Regions from separate parts of the Homo sapiens genome. Here all the other regions are linked to region 1. The links are chromatin contacts, found by Hi-C or POLR2A ChIA-PET in ENCODE. All regions are on one chromosome and are shown on one strand. Each heading gives the region's core, a stretch centred on a gene start or an enhancer-like site at or near the end of the contact. The rest is flanking DNA. Distances are from core to core; before and after follow the strand shown. Region 1 holds the start of PARP14 (poly(ADP-ribose) polymerase family member 14). Region 2 overlaps SEMA5B (semaphorin 5B). Region 3 holds the start of PDIA5 (protein disulfide isomerase family A member 5).

Evidence for each region. A loop is a pair of places that touch in the nucleus more often than their neighbours do. ChIA-PET counts read pairs that join two places held with the same protein, here RNA polymerase II (POLR2A). Pooled maps may share reads with other maps.
Region 2: a map of PC-9 shows a loop between it and region 1 (7-fold over the local background). The contact joins the enhancer-like site here to the promoter of PARP14 in region 1. A Hi-C loop is called at or near these places in 1 of 168 maps with a recorded cell type or tissue (PC-9) and 4 of 50 pooled maps. POLR2A ChIA-PET finds 5 or more read pairs at or near these places in 1 of 52 experiments (activated CD8-positive, alpha-beta memory T cell).
Region 3: a loop to region 1 is called in a pooled map, with 4 times the contacts of the local background. The contact joins the promoter of PDIA5 here to the promoter of PARP14 in region 1. A Hi-C loop is called at or near these places in 4 of 50 pooled maps. POLR2A ChIA-PET finds 5 or more read pairs at or near these places in 2 of 52 experiments (H1 and PC-9).

Annotation. Positions count from the first base shown.
Region 1 is chr3:122,679,051-122,682,232 of GRCh38, forward strand. It overlaps PARP14 (poly(ADP-ribose) polymerase family member 14), which reads left to right and starts at 1,789. Exons shown (of 17, transcript NM_017554.3): 1 at 1,789-2,020. The coding sequence starts at 1,834. RefSeq lists enhancers at 777-896, 1,300-2,072, 1,497-1,896, 2,438-2,527 and a silencer at 2,137-2,186.
Region 2 is chr3:122,939,340-122,942,343 of GRCh38, forward strand. SEMA5B (semaphorin 5B) reads right to left here. Exons shown (of 23, transcript NM_001031702.4): 5 at 86-131. Among named protein-coding and RNA genes, the nearest start is that of LINC02035, 54 kb to the left of the region's middle. Within about 2 kb of position 1,357, at least 4 of the 41 ENCODE cell types and tissues checked have a DNase peak (open chromatin) inside an H3K27ac peak, as active enhancers do.
Region 3 is chr3:123,065,500-123,068,550 of GRCh38, forward strand. PDIA5 (protein disulfide isomerase family A member 5) reads left to right here and starts at 1,526. Exons shown (of 17, transcript NM_006810.4): 1 at 1,526-1,707. The coding sequence starts at 1,666. RefSeq lists a silencer at 1,581-1,820.

The DNA.
Region 1 (3,182 bases), core at 539-3,038:
ATCCTCGAAAGTAATCCAGAAATGCCTCTGACTTTATTTCTTATACAATAATTATGTGAGGAAAAAGGGAAACTTTTTGCTGAGTTCTGGAACCCCAAACTCAGGGGAGAGTGGGAGAGGAGGAGTGCTGATTTTAGTTGTGGTTTGGGATGAGATGTAAAGGCCCTGGGGAGAAACAGTCACCAAGTCTGGCTGAGGGCGCTTGTCCTCCCGTCTTCCGCATGCGGGGGTCCAGAGCAGTTTTGGATCAGATGATGAGCGCCATCTGCAGGTAGCAAGCTGGAGGCAGGAGAAAATATCTGTGTACTGTTTAGGATTATTACAGAGCCGAAATAAAAGCCAGGTAAACCATTTGGCCCATCTCTGGTTCTCTTCATTCTGAAATTCAGCCCGATCCTGTAACCCCACAACCTACTGCCTGGCTCCTTCTTCCCCTTCACGGTCACATTTCTGCAAAGAGCGTGTTACGCTCTCTGCTTCCACTTCCTTCCCTCCCTTTCAGTCTTCAGTAGCTGCCATCTCCCTCTCCTCCCTCCTCACCAGGAGACTATGCTTGCCGCTCCTCAGCAGTCCAGCAGACACTTCTCTGACCTGAGGTATCGGTAGCACTGGAATGATAATCCCCCCGCCCCCCTCGACTTGCAACACTGCTTTATTTGGGGTCAAGGAAACACACAGCCCCAGCTTCTCTCCCATCACTCGGCCTCCCCTCTTGCAGATGCCACTATTATCCAGCCACTTGCACGGGCCATCCATGGCTGACCATGGAGTCATCCTTGAGCTTCTCCTTCTCTCAAGGCTCACATTCTTCAGCAAGTCCTGCTTTCACTATTAATTGAGAATCCTCGTTTTCTCAGTTCTTCTCTGCCAGCACCCCAGTCTCAGCCACCCTTGTCTCTCACTTAGGACACTATGGTAGCCACTTGGCTGATCTCTCTGCCTCCACTCTAGCCACCACGCAGCAGCCGGAGTGATCCTGTACATGTGAATCACACCGTGGAACCCCACTTCCTAACCCTCCAAGGCTATCCCCTGATATCCTGGGGTTATCAGGTTACATGTCACCGCCCTATAAACCCTCCCTGAGCCGCCACAGCTGGACTAGGAGCCACTCCTCATCTGTTCCAGGAACACAAGTATATTCTTTCCCAGAGCACCTATTGCCCACTGTGTTCACCATAGCTCCGTGAGCTCAGCGAGGGTTCAGTGAGTGAGTGCATGGCGCCTAGTAAATATTCCACAAAAAAAACTGTGAGTGTAATTGTTTCCCCCACATTTCTAGACATGTAGTATTAACAGATCAAGGAACAGAAAGCAAAACAGGGAAAGCAACGTAAAATTCTGATAATCACAATGATTGCTGAAAAAGTCCCCAAATAGGCAGCAAACATTCTAAAGGGGCCACAGTTTGTGAGTCATTTTATTCTTTTGTAAAGGGTCGGCTTGCGGCAAAAATTAAATGATCTTTGCGTTTGGGCAAGGTCTGGTGCCCCAAAGCTGCCGACTTGATCTGCGGTTGGGGCGAGCGGCAGGTAGGGGGCCCGGAGTTAGGAGGGGGTGTGGGAGCCCGTGGAGCACAGGTGAACTGAGGCCGCCTTCCCGGGGCGCCGCTGGCCAGCCCCAAAGGGTTACTTTGGCCTTGGCTGTGGGCCGAATGCGAAGGTGGGGAGGTGGGCGGGGGATGACTCTGCCATTCCTGGGTCCGCTGTGTTAGGCTGAAGGCAAAAGGAAACCAAGGCCTGGGAGTTTTCCAGGAAACGAAAGCGAAAGAGTCAAAGTTAGCGGCCCGGAGTTGGCGCGGCCCCTGCAGTCCGGCGGAGAGCGGAGCTGAGGATGGCTGTGCCCGGCTCCTTCCCGCTGCTGGTCGAGGGCTCCTGGGGCCCCGACCCCCCGAAGAACTTGAACACCAAGTTGCAGATGTACTTCCAGAGCCCGAAGAGGTCGGGAGGCGGCGAGTGTGAGGTCCGCCAGGATCCCAGGAGCCCATCCCGCTTCCTGGTGTTCTTCTACCCGGAGGACGGTGAGGGGCGCGAGGGGTGGGGTGAGGAGGGGGCACCTCTGCCCTCCCTCCAGGGAAATGGCGGCAGGGCACGCACGGGAGGGTGACCCGCCCGACTTCGGCGGCTGCTGTAGCGGAGGTGGCCGGGGCGGGGGCGGGGGCGGGGGCGGCAGAATGGATTCCGAGCGCACCCGGGGCGCTGCGGTTCCCCGGCGCCCTGCGCTTCCAGGCGCTTAATGGCGCGGCCCGGAGGTGGCGGCGGAACCGCGCAAGTAACTCTTTATCCCTCGATCGTTTTCTGTCTTTCCCTGTTGTGGTGGTGTTATTGTTTGTTGTTGTTGTTGTGGAAGTGAGTCTATCCTCTTATCATCCTTTTCTGTCTTTTCCTGTTGTTATTATTCTTGTGTGGGGAAGGAAACTGATTAAGAAACGTGGCAAGTCACAGAGATTCCTTGTGGTTCTTGGAGATTCCCAGGGGTCCCGGGGTCACTTGGGAGAGGGGCAGAGGCGCTACCTAAAATCACACTGCCTGAATGTCAACGTAGAGCCGTCACAGCGGCCACATTGGAGGGGCTGTCGATCGACCACAGGTGCCCATTGTCGAGGGCCTGCCGGGGCCTCTTCTCCGAGTCTCTAGTGGCCCTCAGATTGGGAGCAAGGATGATATTCTGAAGTGATTGTGGGTTGGGAGATTTGAGCTTTGGAGGGAAAGTCGGCAAAGTTCCCTCCTTACAGACCCACCACTACTTGGTGGGCCAAGAGCCCAGAGGTGATCTGCTGGCTCAAGGGCCTCCCTGGTCTGCAATGGGAAGCCAGTGACCTGCAGCTCCCAGAATGGGCACCTTTTCCACTGGCATCTTATGGATGATGACCTATCGGGATCTAGTCAACCCCTAATTCCGCTTTCATGTCGCTAGATTTGGAGAAGCATTCGGGCCAGAGGAGAGGCAAGGAGGCTGAGGCTGAGGCCATGCAATTAGAGTGCCCAAGCAGGGATCCAAAAAGGAAAAATGAAACAGAAAAAGAATGGCGCACAGAAGGAAGGAAGGAGGGGGACAGGAGATATGCTTGGCTCATGGCCCTTATGAAAACAAAATACCATGTTTTCCTAGGATTAATTTTACCAAGGAGTGCTCAGAAGGGCAACTGTGTGATATTAGTCATTTCTCTTTTGGGTGTCACT
Region 2 (3,004 bases), core at 107-2,606, 260 kb after region 1:
TCTGAATGGCGCCACTTGCGTTGCCCTGCCTTGGGCTCTGGAATAGGGGAAATTATAGGAAGGGAAGGGAAGAAAGCAATCGTACCTGAAGAAGAGAGACATTGGCAAGGCTGAGTCTGAAGAGGTAGTTCCTGTGAAAATGGAAACAGACATCCTAAGTGACGCTGGTTCTGCAGGCAGGACCCAGGGAGCAGCCTCCTGGCTTGGGCCTCCTGGGACGCCAGGACTGGGTGCTGATTGCCTAGGGTCAACCCCTAAGGAGAGCTTTACCTCCATTTGCTCACTTAATCTTCACACAACCCTGGGAGGAAATCCAGGAAGCTCCAAGTTACAGATGAAGAAGCAAGGTGGGTAAATGGCCCAAGTCACCAAGATAGTAAGTGAAGGAGTTAGGATTGAAACCCAGACTTTCCTCCAAGTTCCATGCTGTCTCTGCTCCCAGCCAACTCAGCTAGCCCTGGGAGGAACCCCTTGACCCCACCTTTTCCAACCATGGAGGCTGTTAAATGTAAAGCCTCACAGCACTCTTACAGAGATGCAGACAGCCAGCTTCCTCCTACTCTGGCCCTCCACCCTGACTCACCCCTTCTCACACAGGCCAGCCATCTCTCCTGGCTCCACATCCCGGGGTCCTGAGTCCGATTTGTTTGTTCATCTCCTGCAGTCTCTCCAGCAGTCAGTGACTCCAGGTCTGACCTTTCTGTGGCCACCTTTCTGGACCACCCTCTCTCCTCTAACCCAAACGACCCCATCCACCACCTCACCATCCCTCTCCCCACAGTCCAGCCTGCACAGGGCTTCCAGACTTATCAACCTCAAACAGTTTTCACCTTCAGTAACAAAGAGGATACTACTAGTAGTAATAATGATATCAGACACTTATTGAGTATCATAAGTGTCAGCTGCTGCTGAAATTTGTTTGCATGGATGCTGGAGTCAGAAGGCCACCATGCACAGACAGGGAGAATTCCAGCTCAGCCACCTGCCACCTTCTGAGAGTCTCAGTGCCTGCATCTGTACAATGGGGAAGTGAATGGCTATCTTTCTTATTTCACAGGACTGTGGAGACAGAGGAATGGTGTGATGCACATTTAAAGGCTCTGTTCATGCTGAACAGATGCAAAGTCTTGATTTCCCCCACCAATTTTCTTTCTTTGGTTCTTCTGTCTTCTTTGGGCTATTCCTATTTTGGTTCCTAAACTTTTTAGGAACAAAGATTTTAGAAAGTTCTGGCCTACCTCAGCTGAGGAGGGAAATGAGGGGAAAGGCTGTGGAGTGGGACCGGAAGAGAAAGAGGGCCCCTGCTGAAGGAATCCAGAGCCGGAAGGAGATGCCGCAGGCCAGGAGGCTTCTCTTCCCAGCTCTGGCTCCAGGCCCAGGCCCCACTCATCTTCTTTGCTGTCCTGGGGCTGGGCGGGCCTCCCAGGTGACCTTGGCTCCAGGCCTCTGCTGTCCTTCTCCAACCCCCTCCCCAAGTCCTTAGCAGAGCTCTCCCTATCCCACCCTCCTGGCCTGGGAACAGATAAGCTCCAGCTTATGGCTGTGCCCCAGCTGCCTGCTTAGGTAACACAGGCATCTGCTCACAGCTTTAACAAATTAGGGGAAACATTGCATCACTTTATTCATTTTTATCCCATCAAAAATCATTCATCACAACATCGCAGTCAACTCTCCTGGGAGCTGGAATATGAGAACAGAGAGAAATCTCTGTAGCCTGACCCACCCTAAATCCCTTTCGGAACAAGGGAGGGTTATAAATGAATAAAAAATTTCCCTAGCCTGAATTCCAGAGATCCAGGGGTCAAGAAGAAGGGAAGACAATGTCAGGCAGAAGAAAAGGAGGAAGGAAAATGAGCTGGAGACAGGAAAAGAAAGTGGCCAAAGACCCACTACATTGGCTCTAAGAAGCCTAAGGGACCAGGTCTAGAATTGAGTTTCCCTGTCCATCTGAGGGCATAGCCAGGCTCAAGGATGCAGGAAAAAGTGTCCCTCCATCTTTGTGTGGGAAGCCTCCAGACAGAAAACATAACCACCTTCTGGGGAAGCCGCAGAGCGGATGAGGAAGAACAGTGTGACCACAGTCACAGGGTAACATAACCTCTCTGAGCTTCAGTTTCCTGGTCCATAAAATGGGGGTACATAGAACCCACTTCCTGGGTTCACCCACTTGTGAAGATTCAATGATTTACTGCAGGCATGATTTACTACATGTATTAGATTAAATACATGTGTGATTTACTACCTTTACTACATGCAGTAACTGACTTACTACATATATGACATATAAAATAGTGCCTGGCACATGGCCGGTGCGGAATAAATGGCAGCTTTTGAAATGCTTTCACAAGGTTCAGAGTAGAGTCTTCGGATGCTACCATTTGGGTTTGTTGAAGTACACATGTAAAACTAGTGAAATCAGAATTAGGTTGAAGGATCACATCAAGGCCAGTTTCCTGATTTTAATGTTGTCCTACAGTTATGCAAGATGTTAGCCTTGGGGGAAACTGGGTGAAGGGTATATGGGATCTCTATTATTTCTTACAACTGTGTGTAAATCGACAGTCATCTCAAAATAGAGAGTAAAACAATTACTCTCTTTGCTGGGAAAATAAAGTCCATCCTCCTGTATAGTTGCATATGGACAGACTCCCTCTGGGGGCACAGTCAGGAACCTCACCACTAGGTGAACCTTCAGTCAGGGGTCCTGCTTGTTTGAGGGGGTGGCCCTGCTTTTCACCATATACTCCTTTGTACCTTTTGAATGTCCTACCATAAGACAAAATAGTTAATTTAAAAATTAAAAAATTAAAAGAAAAATGCTTTCAGGCCCAGCTTCACAGCAGCCCTGTGAGACTGGTGGCACAGAGACTGTAACCCAGACTTTACAGATGAGGAAACTGAGGCTCCAAGGTCAAGATCCCCCAGGACAGGAACCCAGCTCATCCACACCTAATCCAGAGCTGTGTTCTTGACTTGCCTCATTTTCATACAGCAAATGAAGGGG
Region 3 (3,051 bases), core at 276-2,775, 390 kb after region 1:
GAGAATCTAATGCCACCACTGATCTGACAGGAGGCAGAGCTCAGGTGGTAATGCTCGCTGGCCCACAGCTTGCCTCCTGGTTCCTAACAGGCCACAGACTGTCCAGAGGCCCAGCGTTTGGGGACCCCTGCTTTAGCACAGGGAATGGGTTCAATAAAGAGTTTTTTTCTTTTGAAAATTTTTACTCAGGTAAAATTCACATAACATCAATTAACCATTTTAAAGTGTACAGTTTAGTGGCATTTAGTACCTTCACAATGTTGTGGAACCATCATCTCCATCTAGTTCCAAAATGTTTTATCACTCCCAAAGGAGTCCCTATACTCATTAAGCAGTCATTCCCCATTCCTTCCTCCCCACCCCCACTACTATGCTTTCTGTCTCTGTGGATTTACCTATTCTAAATATTTCATAAGATGTAATCACATCATATGTGACTTTTTGTGTCTGGCTTCTTTCATTAGCATACATTTCTGAGATTCATTCATTGTAGAATGTATTAGCATTTTATTCTCTCCCCCCCACCTTTTTTTTTTTTTTTTTTTTTGAGACAGGGTCTCACCCTGTGGCCTAGGCTGGGGTGCAGTGGCATGATCTTGGCTCACTGCAGTCTCCATATCCCAGGTTCAAGCAATCCTCCCGCCTTAGCCTCCCAAGTAGTTGGAACTACAGTCCCTTGCCACCACACCAGCTATTTTATTTTATTTTATTTTTATTTTTAGCAGAGATGAGGTCTTGCTATGTTGCCCAGGCTGGTTTCAAACTCCTAGTCTTACACGATTCTGCTGCCTCAGCTTTCCAAAGTGTTGGGATTACAGTCATGAGCTGCCCTGCTGGGCCACTTTATTCCTTTTAATGGCTAAATAACATTCCATTAGATGGATGTATCACACTTTGTTTACCCATTCATCCTTTGACAGACGTTAGAGTTGTTTCTACCTTTTGGTTATTGTAAATAGTGTTGCTGTGAACACTGGTGTACGTGCATTTGTCTGAATACCTGTTTTCAATTCTTTTGGGTATTAGCCTAAGGGTGGAATTGCTGGTCATATAGTAATCTATGTTTAACTTTTTGAGGAACCACCAGATTGTTTTCCAACAGCTCAATAATGTTTTACTGAAGTTAAATAGAATAAGCAGGAGGGAGTCTGGGAGGCAGGGATGAGGGCTTTTCCTGTCCTTCACAGGCAGCCCTGGACTCTGCCATTTACCGGCTGTGTGATCTGGATCAACGTACTTAAATTCCCTGCGCTGCCTCCTAATCCTCAAAGTGGAGAAAATAAAACCTAATTTCTGTGAGCTGCGTGAGATACTGTTTCTGAAGCTCCAGGCACAGAGTAAGCCCCCGCTCATTAATTGCCTTCCCTTACTCCCTGACCTTGCCTTTTCGCACTTCACTCGCTGCCACGTGGCCTCGGAGCCCAGTCCGCACCCGCAGCCCCCAGCTGAGCCAGGCTGCAGACTACAACTCCCAGCGAGCACTTCTTCCCGGCCGCCTCTCCCCAGCTGCTGCGCATGCTTTGGCAGACGTGGCACCGGGAACTCGGAGGCGGGGAGCGGCTGGGAAGTGGCCGTGGTGGTTGGCCGCGGTGGAGCTAGCAGGCGGGCGGGCGGGAGCGGGCGCCGGAGTGGAGAAAGGAGCCAGCGGTGGGCAGCGCTGCTGGGATGGCGCGGGCCGGGCCGGCGTGGCTGCTGCTGGCAATCTGGGTGAGACTGTGGGGCAGGGATCCGGGCCGGGCCAGCACGTGTGTCCCGCGTGCCCTTCTGCGCTCTCTGCTCCAGCCCTCTGCGGAACGTGCGGGGAGCTGCCCCGGGGCACCGGGATGAGGGCGTGCATGCCAGGCAGGCGGGCACTGGGTGCTACGCGGGAGACAGCGGGCGTCCCGGTGCCCTCGCCGCCAAGCGCTCCCGGACGCAGGGGCAGGAGGCAGCTGTGGGGCGCCGGGAGATCCCTGGCAGGGTGCTTACGCCACGGCCACAACTTTGCGGGGATGCAGGTCGGGGCACAGCCGGTCGGGCAGGACGCCGGCGGGCTGCGGGGTGAGCTCCGCTCCAGACTCCGAGCCCTGCACCTGTGTGAGTGCGGGGTGGGATGGGGGTGCTTACTACCTGCACTGCCGGAAACCTTGGTTTAGGGCCACCTTGTTCTTGGCTTCGGCCCCAGGCGTCTGGGAAACTGCGGGCCACCACCTGGGCCTCCGCCCACAGGCCAGGCTCGGTGGGCTGGGTGGGGTCGACGTAGCCCGCCCCGGCGGAGGAGCTGCTCCTACACCCAACTGAGGCGGGCTCGAGCCTCAGCCACTTTCTAGCTGTGTGACGCGGCGGTTCATTTAATGTATCTGAGCTAGTTTCCTCATGCATGATATAGAAAGGCAAAGCTACCCCCATAGGGTGGTTCTGAGAGTCGGATGAGGTCTCAGTGGAGGAAGCTGTGTAAACTGCAAAATCTTACAAAAGTGGAAAAGGAGTGGACTCCAAGAGTAGTTTGCTACACTTGGTGGGGGGGACTCCAGGCATCCCTGAGAGAGGTCGGAATGGGTGTGCCTGCCGGCCCAGGTCTGGGGTTTGGCCTTCGTTTCGCTGTGGGTGTGTGATGAGATATTGTGGCCTCCTTCCCCATCTTTTCCATAACTTATGCGCTCCCTTATTTTAGGACCATCCTGGTCCTTTTCCCCTGAAGTTCCAGGGAACTTCCTGTTCCTGGCACCCTCCCCCCAACCCAGATTTTCCCGTTCTTTTCCATTTGGGTGTGGCAAGGACACTGGGCAAATGGGAGGAGAAAAGTGTGGGTTGAGTTGCTTGAAACACTTCCATCTCCCAATACCCTGGCCTTTTGGATCACCAGTGAGGAGTGGCCTGGTACTCTCTGGTTGGAAGTGGGTGGGGAAAGAAGCCCCCTGTTCTCTTCGGTCTGTGTTCTCCCTCTTGGGGAGAACCAGGCTGGAGTGGGGCAGTGTCACTTAATTGCGTCTGGGTTTGTTGAATGCTGGTTTGCCATCAGTTCCCTGGAGCCAGTTGGTCTGGGCGGGTCTCTGGGCCAGGAGGAGGGAG